Regions from separate parts of the Homo sapiens genome. Here region 1 is linked to region 2. Evidence: chromatin contacts called from ENCODE Hi-C data. All regions are on one chromosome and are shown on one strand. The core of a region is the stretch at or near the end of the contact, and the rest is flanking DNA. Distances in the headings are between cores, read along the strand shown. Region 1 overlaps TNFRSF1B (TNF receptor superfamily member 1B). Region 2 overlaps AGTRAP (angiotensin II receptor associated protein).

The links. Hi-C counts contacts between places; a loop is a spot of excess contacts on that map. Pooled maps may share reads with other maps.
Region 1: a pooled map of psoas muscle shows a loop between it and region 2 (2.7-fold over the local background). The contact joins two enhancer-like sites. A Hi-C loop is called at or near these places in 1 of 50 pooled maps.

Annotation. Positions count from the first base shown.
Region 1 is chr1:12,179,192-12,183,052 of GRCh38, forward strand. The region is part of intron 1 of TNFRSF1B (TNF receptor superfamily member 1B); the gene reads left to right. LOC124903844 (a long non-coding RNA gene) reads left to right here. Exons shown (of 2, transcript XR_007065466.1): 2 at 762-1,118. Among named protein-coding and RNA genes, the nearest start is that of MIR4632, 11 kb to the right of the region's middle. RefSeq lists an enhancer at 1-676. Within about 2 kb of position 1,285, at least 24 of the 41 ENCODE cell types and tissues checked have a DNase peak (open chromatin) inside an H3K27ac peak, as active enhancers do.
Region 2 is chr1:11,747,781-11,751,635 of GRCh38, forward strand. AGTRAP (angiotensin II receptor associated protein) reads left to right here. Exons shown (of 5, transcript NM_020350.5): 4 at 635-830; 5 at 2,297-2,989. The coding sequence ends at 2,412. Among named protein-coding and RNA genes, the nearest start is that of C1orf167, 12 kb to the right of the region's middle. RefSeq lists enhancers at 405-1,081, 1,082-1,758. Within about 2 kb of position 1,576, at least 3 of the 41 ENCODE cell types and tissues checked have a DNase peak (open chromatin) inside an H3K27ac peak, as active enhancers do.

The sequences.
Region 1 (3,861 bases), core at 35-2,534, 430 kb after region 2:
CATCACAGGCAGCGAGTCGGGAGTGGGATGTGTCACCCCCGGGTTGCCTGCCTGTGATGTGGTCAGTCCTTCCTAACGCAGATGCCATTCCTCTCCGTGACGGCAGACGGGCCTCCGCTGTCACTGGCCCTGGCGTTGCTGTGACGACCTGGCCTGATGTAGCTGCACCCTGCAGTCCATGGGGCTCCTGTGAACCCCCAAGGTTGAGACCCAAATGCCTCTGCTGCCTCCCACCACGCCCTAGGGGCCCCGCGACCCGCCATGCAAATGACGTGGTTTCCGCATTGCTTGAAGAGGGTTTCCTCTGTGTGGGGGTCCCTGGGTCCTTGGGCAGATACCTCTGCCCCTCCCCACAGCTTTGGCCCCTGCCCTAAGACCCTGGAGACCCTTTTGCCTGGGAGAGTCACTGAACCACCTGCCCCTGCTCACAGTGTGTTCACAGAAGAGTCACTCCCCTCTGTGGGCTCCTTGTCTGTAAAATGAGGGAGCAGGACAAGATCACAGGGTACAAAACTGTCAGAGGGCACAGAGGCTGATGTTGCTGCCATCAGCTCCTGGAGTGCCGCTCACTGGCTGCATGACCTTGGACAATTTGCACGAAATCTCCCAAGCCTCAATGTCTGCATCTGTAAAATGGATCATCCTGACCTCATTGCGTTAGTGCTAGGATAAAATAAAGAGAAGGTATATGAACGTGCCCAGCACTGTGCCTGCACACAGTAGGTACTTTTCCTGGATCTGAACAGTCTCTGTTCTTCCAGCTCTGTGTAAAGGCTTGATCTCGACCCCTAAAGCCTGAAGCTTCTCCCTGTGGCCACCTCCCCACCGCATCATCTTCCGTTCTCAGCGGGTAGATCCCTGCCCAGGGGGGACCCCCTGGGGAAGGCTGGGAGCATGACCTCTTCCCAAGGGTACGGCATCTAAAAGGGATCTCCGGAACATTGAAAAGCCATGAAGGCCGGGCACAGCGGCTCACGCCTGTAATCCCAGCACTTTGGGAGGCTGAGGGAGGAGGATCGCTTAAGGCCAGGAGTTCAAGACCAGTCTGGACAACATAGCAAGACCCGGTCTCTTTCTATAAATGAAAAAATAATAATAAAGCCATGAAGATCCCCAAAGAAGGCTGTGCTAATGGCGGCCGGAAGAGCAGAGGGCACCACAGATGCCGTGCTTTCAGCTTTTTCCTTCTCCTCCAGGCCTCCCTTCTTTCCTTCCTCTCTCGCTATTTATAAATAAGAGAAGGCATTGAGGGCCCCCACCTCGGGTACTTGCAGGGCCTTGGCCTGGGAACAGGACAAGCAGCAAGTCAGTTGACCCGGGGTTGCTCAATTCCCCAAGAGCTGACGCAAACTCCAGAATCAGACCTGCCCTGGCCACCTGGCCCTGCCCCTTACCAGCTAAGGGCTCCAGCAGAGTCCTAGTCTTGAGCGAATCTTATACCTGCAGCCCTGTCCACCAGCTGTGCTTCCTGAGTCCTCCAGGGTGAGGGGGCGTGGGGTCAGAAGAGAGGGGACGGTGTGCAGGGAGGGTGGAACCTGACTGACCGGGTCAGCCTTACTCTTCCAGCGGGGTCTTTTCTTCCTGGAGCTCGGCCCTCGGCAGCTCTCAGAAGCTCACCTTCTTGCAGGCTCTCACAGCCGCATCGTCCTCTGGCTGGGCTGCTCACAGACCCCGGCCCCTGGGTTTTGTCCACTCACCCAGACTCTGTTTTGGGGTCACATTACCCTTCCAGTGTTCCTCTGAGCAAAGTCCCTGTGAGTTAGCCCAAGGTCCCTGTCAAGGAGGACCACATCTGGCCTGTTGCACTCTTCTCCTTTGCCCCACCGAAGCCTCTGTCACACTGTCACAGCAGCGGGCCTGCCATGGTCTCCCCATGTAAGGCTTCCTGAGGAACGGGCCTGGTGCCAGCCTGGGGGTGAACTGCCAGCCCCAGGAGTCACAGGTCAGCTTCCCCACACTTACCCTGGAGGCAGGATGGAGGCCCCCTCCTTTGCAAGGCCCACACGGGCCATCTAACACCCCACTAAAGCCGGGCAGTTCGCTGCCCTGGGGTGTGTTCTCGCCTTGCCAGTTCTTGGCTAAAACCAAGGCAGGAAGAGCCCAGTTCCCATGTTCTGTAACATGGGTCTATGACCAGGGCCTTTGCAGGCCCCTTGCAGCGCCCCCATGGAGCCCCCAGGAGTCTGGGAGAAGATGATGAACCCAAGTGAGGACCTCCCCAGGGGCCTTTGCTCCTCACAAGAACCCCTGGAGGAGACAGGGCAAGGAGTACCACTCCCATTTTACAGGTGACAATGCCGAGGCTCAGAGAAAGTCCATGACACCCCCAAATCCCCCGGACCCACTACCCTGACCTCCTGGCGGTGCACAGAGCATGCCACGCACCTCTCCATATGCACATAGACCCTCTAACCTAAGTCAGCGCCCCTTCTACAAGGCCGGTGTCCAGCACACCTGGGAAAGGGGACATTTCTGGCCCTTTCCTCTCAGAAGTCGCCTGCTCGAGCTGCCCTCCCTGGGGGGAAGGGGATGGGGGCAGAAGCTGAGCATGGAAGCCCCTGCTAATCCACCCTCTGCTCTCTCCAGAGGCCCAGGACCAGCCCAACTCTGCCCCACATCCCAGCCCCCACCTCCCAGCTCGTGCTGTTTCTCCACCTCTCATGTGGATGGGCCACACACCACCCAGCACCCCTGAGGTCTGGTGAGGGACTGAGCCTTCGACACCCATCCTTAAGAACCCAGGGCTGGTCCTTTTGCTTAGAGCATCAACCAGGCCCACACTCTCATTTTACAGGCAGAGAAACTGAGGCACAGAGAACCTGGTTACTGCCCACAGCAGAGGAGACACTTGAGTGAGGACACAGAGGATCTTTGGGGTAGGGGCGGGCCTTGGGGTTGAGACCCAGTCTTCCTGGCCAGGGAGGAAACACAGGACTGGAGGTGAGGAGGCCTCTTTGAGGCTAGTTTCTTCATCTGTAACTTGGGAATAACAATAGGACTGGCCTCAGGGGGACCAGGGGAGGATTCAGAGAGGCTATGATGCTGGGACAGCTCTTCGTGATGACTGGCATGAAGCAGGCTTCTAGTAGATGCTCTACTGCTGCTTTCGTTCTCACCCTCACCCACCCGCTCTGGGCCCACTGCCCTGACCTCCTGACCAAGCACTGAGTGTGCCAAGGGCATCTCCCTGTCTCCCCGGCCCCGCACCTTGTGTCACCCTTTTCCTTAGCTCTTACCACCACCTTGAATTCTCTATTGAACGTGCATGTGTCTCCCCAGCTAAGATGACAACTTCCCGGGGGCAGGGATTTGATTTGTTCAATGCTACTGTTTACCCAGCACCTACAACACTGGGTGCTCAGCACGTCTGTTGAATGAATGAATGAATGAATCACTGCTTTCACCTTTGCCCCTGACTTTCTCCATGGACCACGGACAAGTGACTTGATCTCCCTGAGCTGTGAAATGGGGCCATTCACACCAGCTTTTTAGGGTGGAACTAGGATTTTATACAGTGCCTGCCATCTGGCCTGGCACATAGTAGTTGCTTAGCAAATATCCCATTGTTTTCCTTCCTCCCCAGAGGGCCAAAGCCAAGACCTGGAGGAGCAACAGGGTGGGGGTCTAACCCCTGGGTGACAGAGACAGCTCCCATCTGGGATGGAGGCTGCATGGTGGGAGGAGCTGCTGAGGTTGGGCCATTCAGCTTTGGGGCCCTTGGAGTCCTGGGTCTGTGTGGAGGGGGAAGGGAAGCTCTCTGGGCCCCAAGAGAAGGGAGGCAGGATTGGGGGTGGCAAGGATTGCAGCTCTTCTGGGATAGCCTTGGGCACACTGCTTTGTCTCCCTGAGCACCTGCGAATG
Region 2 (3,855 bases), core at 326-2,825:
CCTGAGGAAAGCCATGGGGTGGGTCCCACCAGTGCCTCGGATTAGCCACTTCGCAAGAGCAGTGGAACATCCCCTGTAACCTCCCTCTGCGGCTCTCTTTTAGGGGAGGGGATATGGCTGGGAGACCCGGCCAAGAGGGCATTTCACTACTTTAGGAAGTAGAGGTGACCCTGCCCCACCGAAACCTCCCACAGGGGGAGCTTCTCAGCACCCACGGAGCCCCGTGGGGCAGTGAGCACTCCCGCACGGGCTCTTCAAGCCGAGGCCAGGGCCTCAGGATGACTGAGAAGAGATTTTCTTTGTGTTGGAGAAGGACTGGGTGAACTCCAAGGAACCTTCCTCTATGGAGGTTCTAGAGCCAAGTCTTGTGCCCATCATGGCCTTGGAGATGACGGGAAATGGGTGGGGAGGGAGGCTCTGGTGGAACCGAGACCTGGGCCCCCGGCATCCCTGCCCCCAGACTGCAGTCTCAGCCAGCGGCTCCCCAGCGGGGCCCTGCCTGCTTGCTTGATCCATTTTCCCGCAAGCCCCAAGGACACAGCAGGGCATGAAACGGCTTCCCATCCGGTGTGTGGCGGGGGAGCCACGGAGCGTGGTGGGGGTGTTGTGCTCATCAGTGTGGTGTGTCTTGCAGTTTCTGGGTGGCTTGCTGGCCACCATCTTCCTGGACATCGTGCACATCAGCATCTTCTACCCGCGGGTCAGCCTCACGGACACGGGCCGCTTTGGCGTGGGCATGGCCATCCTCAGCTTGCTGCTCAAGCCGCTCTCCTGCTGCTTCGTCTACCACATGTACCGGGAGCGCGGGGGTGAGCTCCTGGTCCACACTGGTGAGGCCACCACCTCCAGCCAGCTCCTCACCGCTCCCTTCTCTCCCTTGCCTGGCCTCCAGCCTCTCCCTCAGTGAGCCAGCCTTGCCCCATGGGGCCAGGGCTCAAGGTGCAGGGAGAGCGTGGCATGGGCGCTCTGTACTAGGCTGGACAGGTCCAAGCTCCTAGTCTCTGCTGCAGGAGCCCAGGGGTCCCCTGGTTGTCCTGGTCTGCCGTGACCTTCTTCTGCTGTGAAGCTGAGGCTGGGCCCTTCTCTCAGCCCAGAACACAGGCACAGCTGGGGGTACCATTTAGTTCCCAGGGGCAGCCCTGGGCTGTCTCCATCCTGAGGGCCACGGGCACCTACAGGTCTCCTCTCTGTTCTCACCGGGGCCCATCACTGGAACCCCATTTCCTGCCACATGGGGTCTTCCCTCTCCTGCTGCAGAGACTGCTAGGTGGCCAGGGCAGAGCCCGTGCCAGTGTAGGCTGTGGGAGCCTCAGTGAAGACAGCCCTGAACAGGGGGCACTTTCCCTGCCCACCGGCCCCTCCCCACTCACCCAGCCTTACACCTGCCCTCTCCCACGCCCTCTCTGAACTCCTGTACTCCTTCTCCTGGTGGCCGAGCCATTTGCCTGCTCTCTGACACCTCTCTCTCTCTTCCTTTCTCTCTCTCTTTGAGAGGAGTGGAGGGAGGTGGTAGGGTGTGGCCTTCTGCCTTTCACTCCTGAGATGAGATGCCCCACGTGGCCTGTGACTGCCACCAGCTGGTTGAGGGTGGGAATGGCCTGGGGCTGCCCACAGTGGCTGACCTCAGCACTGCCTGGGCCTGCCCCCAGGTGAGGGGTGCCAGAATGTTTCTCCCATTGGACAGATGAGGAAACTGAGGCCCACATCCTTTGGGACTTGTTCAGGGTCCCGGGATGAATGTACAGAGTAGGGGATGGGAGTGAGGCATGTGGCGTACTCGGAGCCCTACGGCCCTGCCTTGGACCCAGCCCCAGCCTCCGAGGCCATCTGGATATGGTAATGTGGTGTCCTTGTACCTGGGAGGGGAGCTGGAGAGGAGTGCGTGGGCCCGGGGCTGATGTCCCTCTGCCCAGGTTCCTAAGCACGTGCTGCCTGGGGAAGCCCATGGCACAGGGGCCAGGAGCCTGGCTTTGGACTCGGCTGCCTAGGCGTGGGTCCCAGCATCATCAGCTTTGAGCTGTGTGATCTCGGGCAAGTCACTTCATCCCTTTGACCCACAGTCTCCTCATCTGTAAAGTGGGGACAATAAAAATACCCGTCGCACAGGGATACGGCAGGATTGAATGAATAATACACGCTAAAGGTTTAGGGCCTGGGGCTGCTGCCTCTGTCTCTGTGCATGGTGTCAGGATGCCCAGCCCGAGGGTGGCGGGGGTGGATCTTGGGTTGGACTCAGCTGAACATCCCGAGTTCTCACCCTTCATTTTTCTTTCCCACCATGTCCCCTGTCACCTAGGTTTCCTTGGGTCTTCTCAGGACCGTAGTGCCTACCAGACGATTGACTCAGCAGAGGCGCCCGCAGATCCCTTTGCAGTCCCAGAGGGCAGGAGTCAAGATGCCCGAGGGTACTGAAGCCAGCCACGCTGCGCCCGGCCCTGCCCCGGGCCTTCCTCGTGCCTGGGAGGTCGTTCTAGGGATGCTCCTGACCTCCGTCTCTTGGACCTAAGATGGAATGTGTCCCCAGCTCAGGGATTGCCTGAACCAAGAGGCCAGGAGCCCCCATGGGCCGCCCAGTACCATGCACACTCCTGTCCCGAACTCCCTGAGGCCTCCCCTCCCTTCAGGGCACCCACTGGTTCCCAGGCTGGAACCAGGGTCTCTCTTTACCTCCTACCCCATGGTGGCACCACAGAGGCCCTCAGCCGAGTCCTGCCTGAGTGTTGCAAGCTCAGGCCTTTAAGGACTGCTGATGCCCCCTCAGGCCTCCCCCAAGTTTGCTGGGCTTTGGTGGAAGCCCTGAGAGCTTCAGGTCCTGCTCAGCCCGAGGAGCAGTCTGGCATGGGAGTGAGGCCCCGTCCTTCTCACTGCCTGGTCACATGGTGCCTAGGGATGCAGGGCTGGAGGCCAGAGGTGTCAGCAACACTGTGTCCCACCACAACCTCCAGCCTCCCTTTTCAGAGCACAGCATTAAAGTTTGGGGAATTCTGTAGATGGGCTGTGTTTTGAACCACCTTCAATCTCCTGGCTGGGCTGGGGCCTGGCCTTGTTCCTGGGAAGATGTCTCCTGCCAGTTCCCAGGTGGAGCCTGTGCTGTGCTGCCCCATTCTGTCATGGCAGGAGGAAACAGGCATGTGCGTTGGCTGAGCTGGGCTTGAGCCTGGCTCTGGCCTAGCAGAGGCCACAGGAGAGAGAGACACTGGTGGGTGTGGTGCGTGGGCATCCGTTTCTCTGAACCAGATGACCCAGGCACTCTTTGGAATCCTGCTCTGCCACTTACTAGCTGCATGCCTTCAGTGTCTTCTAGAAAGGGTTGGTGCCTGCTCCAGGTGTGAAGTGCCTGGCGTGAGGAGGGCTCCCTAAGTGATGGTGAACTTGTTAGCAGTGGACCTGCTCCTCAGGCCAGTGACGATGCTAGGTTAGGAGGCAGGGGCGACCTCTTCCTGGTAGCCCCTGTGTCTGGTCACAGCTGACTTGGGCTGACACGTCCAGAAGTTCCCCAGGGCCTCGGCCCACCCCACGGACAGGTCTAGCTATTCACAGCTTGCTCTTCTGCCCCCTGGGCACCAAGTGCCAGGGCTTTCCCAGGCCATCCTGGCTTGTCCCTGGCACAGGGTCAAGGCCTAGTGCACAACTCCCATTATTCTCTTGCGTCCATCTGTCAATCAAAAGAGGCTCAGTACCTGCCTGGTGCCGAGCGGGCTTGGGGCTGCAGTGGTGACCTTGGGAGCCTGCTCTCAACCTAGGAGTCTTCCCACCTGGAGGATTACAGACAGAGGCAAGAGCCCCGAAAGAAGAGGACATGGGCCTCTGGGTCAGGGAGGAAGGCTGCTGTGGGGAAGGGGCTGTGCTCCGGGC